2 separate regions of the Homo sapiens genome follow, and region 2 is linked to region 1. The links are chromatin contacts, found by Hi-C or POLR2A ChIA-PET in ENCODE. All regions are on one chromosome and are shown on one strand. The core of a region is the stretch at or near the end of the contact, and the rest is flanking DNA. Distances in the headings are between cores, read along the strand shown.

What was found. Hi-C counts contacts between places; a loop is a spot of excess contacts on that map. ChIA-PET counts read pairs that join two places held with the same protein, here RNA polymerase II (POLR2A). Pooled maps may share reads with other maps.
Region 2: a loop to region 1 is called in a map with no recorded cell type, with 6 times the contacts of the local background. The contact joins two enhancer-like sites. A Hi-C loop is called at or near these places in 2 of 168 maps with a recorded cell type or tissue (endothelial cell of hepatic sinusoid and left colon), 4 of 37 single-sample maps with no recorded cell type and 5 of 50 pooled maps. POLR2A ChIA-PET finds 5 or more read pairs at or near these places in 9 of 52 experiments (AG04449, AG04450, GM10248 and 5 more).

Annotation. Positions count from the first base shown.
Region 1 is chr9:130,235,947-130,240,253 of GRCh38, reverse strand. It overlaps NCS1 (neuronal calcium sensor 1), which reads right to left. Exons shown (of 8, transcript NM_014286.4): 8 at 2,951-4,307. Among named protein-coding and RNA genes, the nearest start is that of MIR12126, 3.3 kb to the left of the region's middle. RefSeq lists enhancers at 146-325, 406-585, 2,743-3,302. Within about 2 kb of position 2,398, at least 10 of the 41 ENCODE cell types and tissues checked have a DNase peak (open chromatin) inside an H3K27ac peak, as active enhancers do.
Region 2 is chr9:130,311,417-130,315,723 of GRCh38, reverse strand. All of the region lies in intron 15 of HMCN2 (hemicentin 2), which reads right to left. Among named protein-coding and RNA genes, the nearest start is that of HMCN2, 48 kb to the right of the region's middle. RefSeq lists an enhancer at 667-836. Within about 2 kb of position 2,471, at least 2 of the 41 ENCODE cell types and tissues checked have a DNase peak (open chromatin) inside an H3K27ac peak, as active enhancers do.

The DNA of each region.
Region 1 (4,307 bases), core at 1,149-3,648:
CCAATCTGAGCCATCCTGATAAAGCAGGTGGCCAGGTCTGTGCCTCTACTGAGCTTCAGCCCACAGTAAGCCATCCAGCGCAGGCTGGGCCAGGGGGTGAGTCAGCACAGGCTTTAGCCTGACTCGAGCAGAGCAAGGGACCATGACCCATCATGTGCCCTCAGCAACACCATTTCTGAACCGTGGTCCCTGTAGGCACCACGCCCAAGGCTGCTGGAAAAGACCTGAGCTTCCTCCACCAACAGCTCACCCCCGTTCAAGCTCACCCTCTGCTGGAAACATTGCCCCAGCTGCCCTCACAACGGCCTTCTGAACCAGAGCTTGGTATTTCCAAAGACAGGCGCCCGTGCACAGATTTACTTTCAGTGCTTCGGTGGAAACAGCACATTGTGTGGGTATGTAAATTACCTCCAATCTCTGCCTCAGGGACAGTCCCCAAGTGTGTGAAACAGTCTAGTCAGGAATCAGCCCTCCAGAGGGTGTCATATTAGCATTTTAAATATGTACTTTTATTAAAACCTACACCACAGATTTTATCCACACAAAGGATGTTAGAAGTCCCTTTTCATAGAAGTGTAATGTGGTGAAGATACATGCTTGGCTACAAAGATTTTCAGAGCTCAGCACTGTGCACCACAAGGGAAGAGCAGCAAGCAGCCTGGTGCTTCAGGACTGTGCTCAGGGGCAGGGCTCCTGGGGTCCTGGGGCCCCCACCCCCTGGATGGACAGGTACAGGTGCCTGCCTGTCTTTGTACTTACTTGACAGTGAATATCTGGACTTCTGGCAGAATTTGATCTAATACCTGCCTTCATTGCAACATTCCACCTCTGGCGAGGTTGTGGGGCAGGGGCTGTCGAGCCATCGCCTGCCTCTCATTGAGGGTCCATGGGGTTTTTGTCTGTTTGTTTTGAGACGGAGTCTCGGAGTCTCGCTCTGTTGCCAGGCTGGAGTTCAGTGGCGCGATCTCGGCTCACTGCAAGCTCCGCCTCCCGGGTTCACGGCATTCTCCTGCCTCAGCCTCCCACAGGCACCTGCCACCACGCCTGGCTAATTTTTTGTAGTTTTAGTAGAGACGGGCTTTCACCATGTTAGCCAGGATGGTCTCAATCTTCTGACCTCATGATCCGCCTGACTCGGCCTCCCAAAGTGCTGGGATTACAGGCGTGAGCCACCGCGCCCGGCCGAGGGTCCACTTTTTTACCAGAAAACCCTGTCTGTCAGAACACATGCCCAGCGTCAAGTGGTAGAGCCTGGCTGGGAACCAGGTCAGATTCCACAACCTGTGGCCCCAATCACCGTCCCACACTGCCTTTCCATGCTGCCTTTGGAACCCTCTTGAGGGTCTGGGGAGTTCTGGCATCTTCACTCTAGGACCCGCCAGAGCAACGCACAATGCTGGATGCCCAGCGTGGCCACAGAGGGTGACATCGCTGCATCCACTTCTCAACGGTTGCTTCAACCCCAAAGCGGAAGTCACATTGGGCCTTCAGCTTTGCCTGGAAGGTGGTGGCGATCTGATGATTCCTTTCACTCTGAAACATGTCTGAAACGTGGCCTGTGTTTGCAGGTGGTGGTTCATTCTAACATGGGCTGCTTGATCTTATCAATCTACACGCTTCATGCGTCTTTCAAGAGCTTTTGGCCAAGAGCAATGAATTCTAACTGACAGTTATGTTCCTGAGTCCGCGCTGGCTTTTGTTGCTCTCTGAATTCGTGTTCCTTTAACAAGCTACGAAAGTGAAAACCACCACCTCCTCTGATCCCCCTCTCCCCAACATGGCAGGGCCCATGCATACTGAGCAAACACGGGGTTACTTGACCAGAGGGGGAAGAGGAGGGCTCTCCTCTATCCCAGGCTCCAGGCCAAGGGTGACTCGGGGGAGGGCAGCCACACAGACTGCCACCTCTCGGGGTGCCTGCTGGGAGCTTGCACAAGAGCTACTCATCTCCCCACCTTCCCTCCCGACGCAACCCTCCATGTGGTCAGCAACCAATCTCTAGGCCCCCTGCGCCTGGCCCATCACAGGTGCAAAAGTCAGATGAGGTGAATGAATCATTTGCCTGAATCCCTGAGCCAATGGAGGTAGGGACCCAACCGGACATGCTGCAGCGCACACACCTCCCAGGGGTCCTCAAAGTGTGATTCACAGACCCGCAGCAGCAGCGCAGCCCAGGAACTTGTTAGGAACTCAGATTCCCAGGCCCCTGCCCAGACCCTCCTAATCAGAAACTCGGCGGCTGGGCTGGCAAGCTGGGTTTGAAGCAGCCTCCAATCCAGGTGATTCTGAGACACACTTGACTTTGAGAGCCACTGATCTAGGCCAATGGTTTTCAGACATTTTTAAAGCAGCAGCCGCCCTCTCCAGATGAAACAGGCAGGTCAGGGGATGTCGTGGGTGAGGCAGTGGGCGGGGCCTCACACCACTCAACTCTAGGCCTCGCAGAAACACTCCTGCAGATTTTTCTGGTTTAAAAGTATACTCAAGGTTCTCACTTTGCACATTCTTTCTCTCTCTTTTTTTTTTTTTTTTTTTTGAGATGGAGTCTCGCTCTTGTCACCCAGGCTGGAGTGCCATGGTGTGGTCTCAGCTCACTCCAATCGCCGCCTCCCGGGTTCAAGTGATTCTCCTGCCTCAGGCTCCCATGTAGGTGGGATTACAGGCGCCTGCCACCACACCCAGCTAATTTTTGTATTTTAGTAGAGACGGGGTTTCACCATGTTGGCCAGGCTGGTCTCGAACTCCAGACCTCAGGTGATCCGCCCAACTCGGCCTCCCAAAGTGCTGGGATTATAGGCATGAGCCACTGCACCCGGCCTACACATTCTTTCTCTTCAGGAAACTGGGAAGACAACACCCAAAGCCAGAGAAAGGGTGTCACAAAGGGAAGAAACCTAAAACGAAACGGAGAAGAATGTAAACAGACAAAGCAACAGGCCCACACAGGGAGGCGAGGACAAGTCCAGGAAGCGTGTTTAATTGGCGTGACATGGACGACATACAGCAGGAGCTTGGGGAGGCTGGGGCATGCTACACGGCCCCTGTCCACCCCTGGGCCTCGCCCTGACCCTGGCCCCAGAGACACACACCGGCAGGTTCAGACAGGACGGCACCCCAAAAAGAGACTCAAAGGGGGCTGGGGAGGCAAGCAGGAAAGGAAATAACCACAACCAGAAGACATTGCCTTTTGTTTGTTTGTTTTTGCAAGCATTATACCAATTTCTCCCCCAAGTGGCAGGCTCCGGGTGGGAGGCAGCAGCAGTCCAAACCGCTACTCTTGGGCACCGTCCTCCACTTCTGTGAGGGGCTTTGATGATGACACTCACATTTGGGTCTCACCAGGCCCCTGCGAGGCAGGCCCAGCAGAGACTCTTGCTCCCATCCAAGGGATGGGGAAATTGAGACCCAATGAGCAGAACTGACTTGCGCAAAGTCCTGAAGGAAGCCAGCCACCGAGTCAGGCTGGGAGTGAGGTGGGCCTCCCTGGGGCCGGGAGCCACTGCAGGAACAGGGACAACAGGGAATGTGCAGACTGGGGAGGGCGACTCGGGGCTACCCCATCCTGGAGAAGGGGCAGAGCCTGAGCCTGGATGCTAAGATGCCAAGACAGAAGATGGGACCAGCTGTTTATTCAACAAAAGCCTTTTATTCATTCAAAAATTAACCATTGGGTTTATTCCGCAGATATTAAAAAAAAAAAAAAAAGAGGGGGGCAAGGCTTCCCATCACAGTGCCCTTAAGTTAATTCACTTGCTATCCAGGGATGGCCTAGCAGAGGGGTGTCTGGGAAACGCTGCCAGAAATGTGGTGGCCCAGGGCCTCTGAGGACTCACAGCCCCCTCCTCGCCTCCCCGCTCCAGCCTCCCTCCGGACCACCCGTCCGGTGGGGTTGCAGCCCCCAGGTGCGTTGGCGGCTTACCACCACCAGGGGGCGCGCCGCGCTTCCTTAGCTCCCTTAAAATTAAATGCTGAAACCGCGCTGGGAACAGGGTGACTTTCCGCCTGGCGGGTGGGCAATGGAGGCTTTTTCCAGAGACAGCCTGCCTCTCCAGGAAGGGATCCCAGGCATCCCGACCTCCCCACCAACCCCCTCCGAAAAAACACAAAGTTCCTGAAACCCCAGGTGCACTTGTCTAGGAAACGGGCTGTCAAACTGAAAAGCATTTCAGGGGAAGAGATGTCAGTACAGAGGGTGACACGTACGCTTGCCTTGATGTTATTTTAAACGTGGCCTGCTTAGATCATGGAAAATCGGAACATTCTCCTAAGTCACCATCAACACAAAGTGAGGAGCAGACGCTACGAGG
Region 2 (4,307 bases), core at 1,222-3,721, 75 kb before region 1:
GTCGGCTTCCAGCCTCCAGAGCTGTGAGGAGTGTCTACTGTTTAAGCTCCCTGGTCTATGGTATTTCATCATGGCAACCTGAGCTGACCAGGATACTGTCCCTGGCTCCCGAGGATGGCAGGGCAGAGTCCAGGCGATGGAAAGGCTCAGATGCCCTACCAGCCCAGTGTGGCTGCTGCCTCCAGCCTCAACCCCCAACTCACTTGGCTCACATTTGTAGAGAACCCTAGTGCCACCCAGCCCTGGGGTACAAGGATCTGGCCAGCAACAGGCAGGGCCATCCCTCCAAGCTTGGCATATAATTGGTGCATAGGGACAGAGGGAAGAGAGGGGAAGGAAAGGAAGGGAGGGGAGGGGGAGGGGAGAGGGAGGGGAGTGGGAAGGGAGGGGGAGGGCAGAGGGAGGAGGGAGGGGAGGGAGGGGAGGGGGAGGGGAGGGAGGGGAAGGAGGGGAGGGGAAGGGGAGGGGAAGGGGAGGGGAAGGGGAGGGGAGGGGAGGGGAGGGGAGGGAGGGGAGGGGAGGGAGGGGAGGGAGGGAGGAAGGGAGGAAGGAGCTCGTCTAGGGCAGGTTCAAAGGGAAGGGGTAACTAACTTCCTGCTTGCAGGTGAGGCTGCTGACCCCCTGCAGGAGGCGCTCTCAGAGCTGCTGAGGGTGAGAGCACAGACCCAGCTGGTCAGGCCACGCTCCCCTCCCAGGGATTTTCCAAGGGAAAGGCCCTGGTGAAGTCAGATGACAGAGGTGGTGACTCCCCTGCGCCTGCTGCTCCCCCAGCGAAAGGGACACTGGCCTGAAGGCCCCCACTCTGCCTCTGCCTCACTGGGCATGCAGGAATGAGTCCCATCCTCACTCTGGGCCTCAGTTTATCCATCTGGAAGGCGGTAACTCTATTTTCACCTTGGTCCTGGTACCTTACAGCTCTAGGACTCCTTATCACTGCCTGGAGAGTCCACACCCCAGCCTCTGCCTCCCACCCAGGGCTGTGGCTCAGAGCACGGGGGCAGGGCTGGGGGTTGCAGCCAGCTCCAGAAGAGCCCCCTGAGACTCAGTTTGCCAGGAGGAGGGAGGAGTCTCAGGATGGAAGACTGTGCAGATGGGCAAAGTGGACCCCGGGGAGGGGTCTCCACAGCCCCCTTTCCTGAGGACTCGGGGACCACTTTTCCCACAGAGGGAATGCTGCGATTGGGCCTAGGGTGGCAGCTCTGCTGGTCAGGGCCACAAGATGCCTTTACTCCTCTTCCTCCATAAAGAAACATGGAAAATTATATTTCATAACTGCACTGGCACAAAGACATGAATGATGCAGGCTGGATTAGTCTTTATCTATTCACTATTGGTCATTTTTTAATTCTGATTTTAAAAGAAATCAAAATTAGAAAAGCATCCTGGACCCCTACAAGTGCAGGGCCTTCTGCCAGTGCCTGCTATGCCTGATGGAGAAGTCGCCTCGCCATGGCCCCCTCGCCACAGAGCCCAGCCCATTTCTCCCCAACTCCCCTCCCCAAAGGATGGCCGGAGAGTCTTTAGTGTCCAAAACAGCACATCTCCTGTTCCCCAGCTCGGCCCCCGGCAACCAGGAGCTTCCAGGATGGGACTAAGAAGCAGGGACTGAAATGAGAGGACAGAAAGAGGAGGCATATCCATTTAGTCTGGGAGCACTGGCTCATGCCTGTAATCCCAGCACTTTGGGAGCCCAAGGTAGGTGGATCATCTGAGGTCGGGAGTTCGAGACCAGCCTGGCCAACATGGAGAAACTCTATCTCTACAAAAAATACAAAAATCAGCCGGGAATGGTGGTGCGTGTCTGTAATCCCAGCTACTTGGGAGGCTGAGGCAAGAGGATCACTTGCACCCGGGAGGCAGAGGTTACAGTGAGCCAAGATCGTGCCACTGCACTACAGTCTGGGTGACAGAATAGGACTCCATCTCAAAAAAAAAAAAAAAAAAAAAAAGAGGACACACATTCATTTAGAGAGGAATGAAGTAAAGCACAGACCACAGCTCAGGGCACTGAACTCAGGAGGGGTTGCCACACACAGTCAGGCAACCAGCCATGTGACGAGTCGCCCCACCTCACCGAGCGCTGGTCAGCTCACCCAGCCTGGACACAGGTTTATGGGGGGGGGTGCCCACATGCATTATTTATTCCACGCAAGCCCTAAGTGAAGCACATTCTCAGGAAACCTCTCGAGGGCCCTATGAGCACAGCTCTGCTACCACCCTCCTCGTTTCACAGACGAGGAAAGTGAGGCTCCGAGAGGCAAATAATGCAGGCAAATACCAGCGGACCTGGGCATGGAGCCTAGGACTCCTGACTGGCAGATGCCAGGCTCGGAAGGTAATCCACCAGTGCCTCGCAGGCTGGTCCACAAGTGCAGGCCCTCCTGGCACAGAGGAGTAGGATGCCTCCCTTCCTATGCCCCAGACACTACCAGGAAGCCAGCTCTCAGCTCAACAGCAGGAAGCGGGCACAGTACACACCCATTCCTGACCTCTGCCAGTCTGGCCAGGAAGGCTGGACGACAGCTGCCACCCAGATAGGCAGGAAATTCCATTTCCCACCACCGCTGCCAGACCAGCTCACCCCAGACCCACAGGTGCTGGGCCATTGTCCATCCCTTCCCTGACCTAAAGTTAAGGCCAGAGGCCACCAGTGGCCCAGAAAGAAACTCTGCCACAGGGACATGGCTCCAAGGTCAACAGCAGACAGGCGAAGGAACAGGTCTAGGTGGACACTCAGCCTGGATCCCAAAGAAATGAGACTCTGGGCCAGGCACAGTGGCTCATGCCTATAATCCCAGCACTTTGGGAGGCCGAGGCGGGTAGATCACCTGAGGTCAGGAGTTCAGCCTGAACAACATGGTGAAACCCCATCTCTACTAAAATTACAAAAATTAGCTGGGCATGGTGACGCACGCCTCTAATCCCAGCTACTCAGGAGGCTGAGGTGGGAGAATCACTTGAACCTAGGAGGTAGAGGTTGCAGTGAGCCGAGATTGCGCCTGGGCACTCCAGCCTGGGCAACAGAGCGAGACTCCATAAAAGAAAGAAGGAAAGAAAGAAAGAAAGGAAGGGAGGGAGGGAGGAAGGGAAAGAAAGAGAGAGACAGAGAAAGAAAGAAAGAAAGAAAGAAAGAAAGAAAGAAAGAAAGAAAGAAAGAAAGAAAGAAAGAAAGAAAGAAAGAAAGGAGGGAGGGAGGGAGGGAGGGAGGGAGGGAGGGACAGAAAGAAAGAGAGAGAGAGAAAGAAAGGAAATAAATAAATAAATATGGGTCTGCTTCAAATAAGTCAGATGCTGAGCAAAGGATGACAATGCCCATCACAACACAAGGTACACCCTCCCTGGAGCACCCTATCTGCTCACCCAGAACCTCTAATACCAGTGTCAGCAGCTGGATCACAGCTCACGTGCCACAGACCTTCCTTCTCTCTTGCTCACACAACGTCTCATTTTGGCAATGAGGAGCCCAAGGCTTGCAGACGTAAGCAGCGCCAGGCCCACTCTGCTGGTGAGCATCAGACTCAAGGCCAGGGGCTATAGGTGCAAGACCCTTGGTTCAGATCCCACCTCTGCCACTCGCCAGCTGTGTGATCTTGGGCAAGACATGAAACCTCTCTGTGCCTTGTTTTCCCTATCTGTAAAGGGGATGATGATCGTTCCATCTCCAAGGGTTGTTGTGAGGGTTACATGAGCCAGCAACAAAATGTGCTCTGAGCTGGTGCCAGCACCTGGCAAACACCCTAGAAGCGCCGGCTCGTGTTTCCGTGGCTGTCCTTATCAGGCTCCTGAGCCCATGGCCCAGCCCAGCCTACCTGAGAACCCAGCCACAGTGGAAAAGTCTGAGCACACGACCCTCCTCCTGAAAACCTCTCACCAACCCCCTCAGGGCACAGCCCAAACTCCTCCGCAGCTCCCCAGGCGGGGAGTGACTGGTACCAGGTGGCAGCCGTCCTGCTGCCCCCTCCCCACCCTCTCTCTGCCTCACTTCTCTTGTCACGGGGAGGGCTGCACGTGCTATTCCCTTTGTCTGGAACACTGTTCCCCAGCTCGTCATCTTTCTGGGTGCTTCTGGTTTCAGTTTAGACATCACCTCCTCCAAGAAGTCTTCCTGGGATTAGCCTTCTCTGGGCACCCACAGCCCCTGAGGATGCACCTTCCAGCCACTCGGTGCCCTGTGCATGCTCATTCCCTGTCCTCTGTTCTCTCTGCCTGAGCTCATGAGCAACACAAAGGTTGATGCTGTGTCTCACCTGCCCTGTGTCCCCAGCACAGGGCCTGGCACACGAGCACCTGGTGACCCTGTGTTGAAG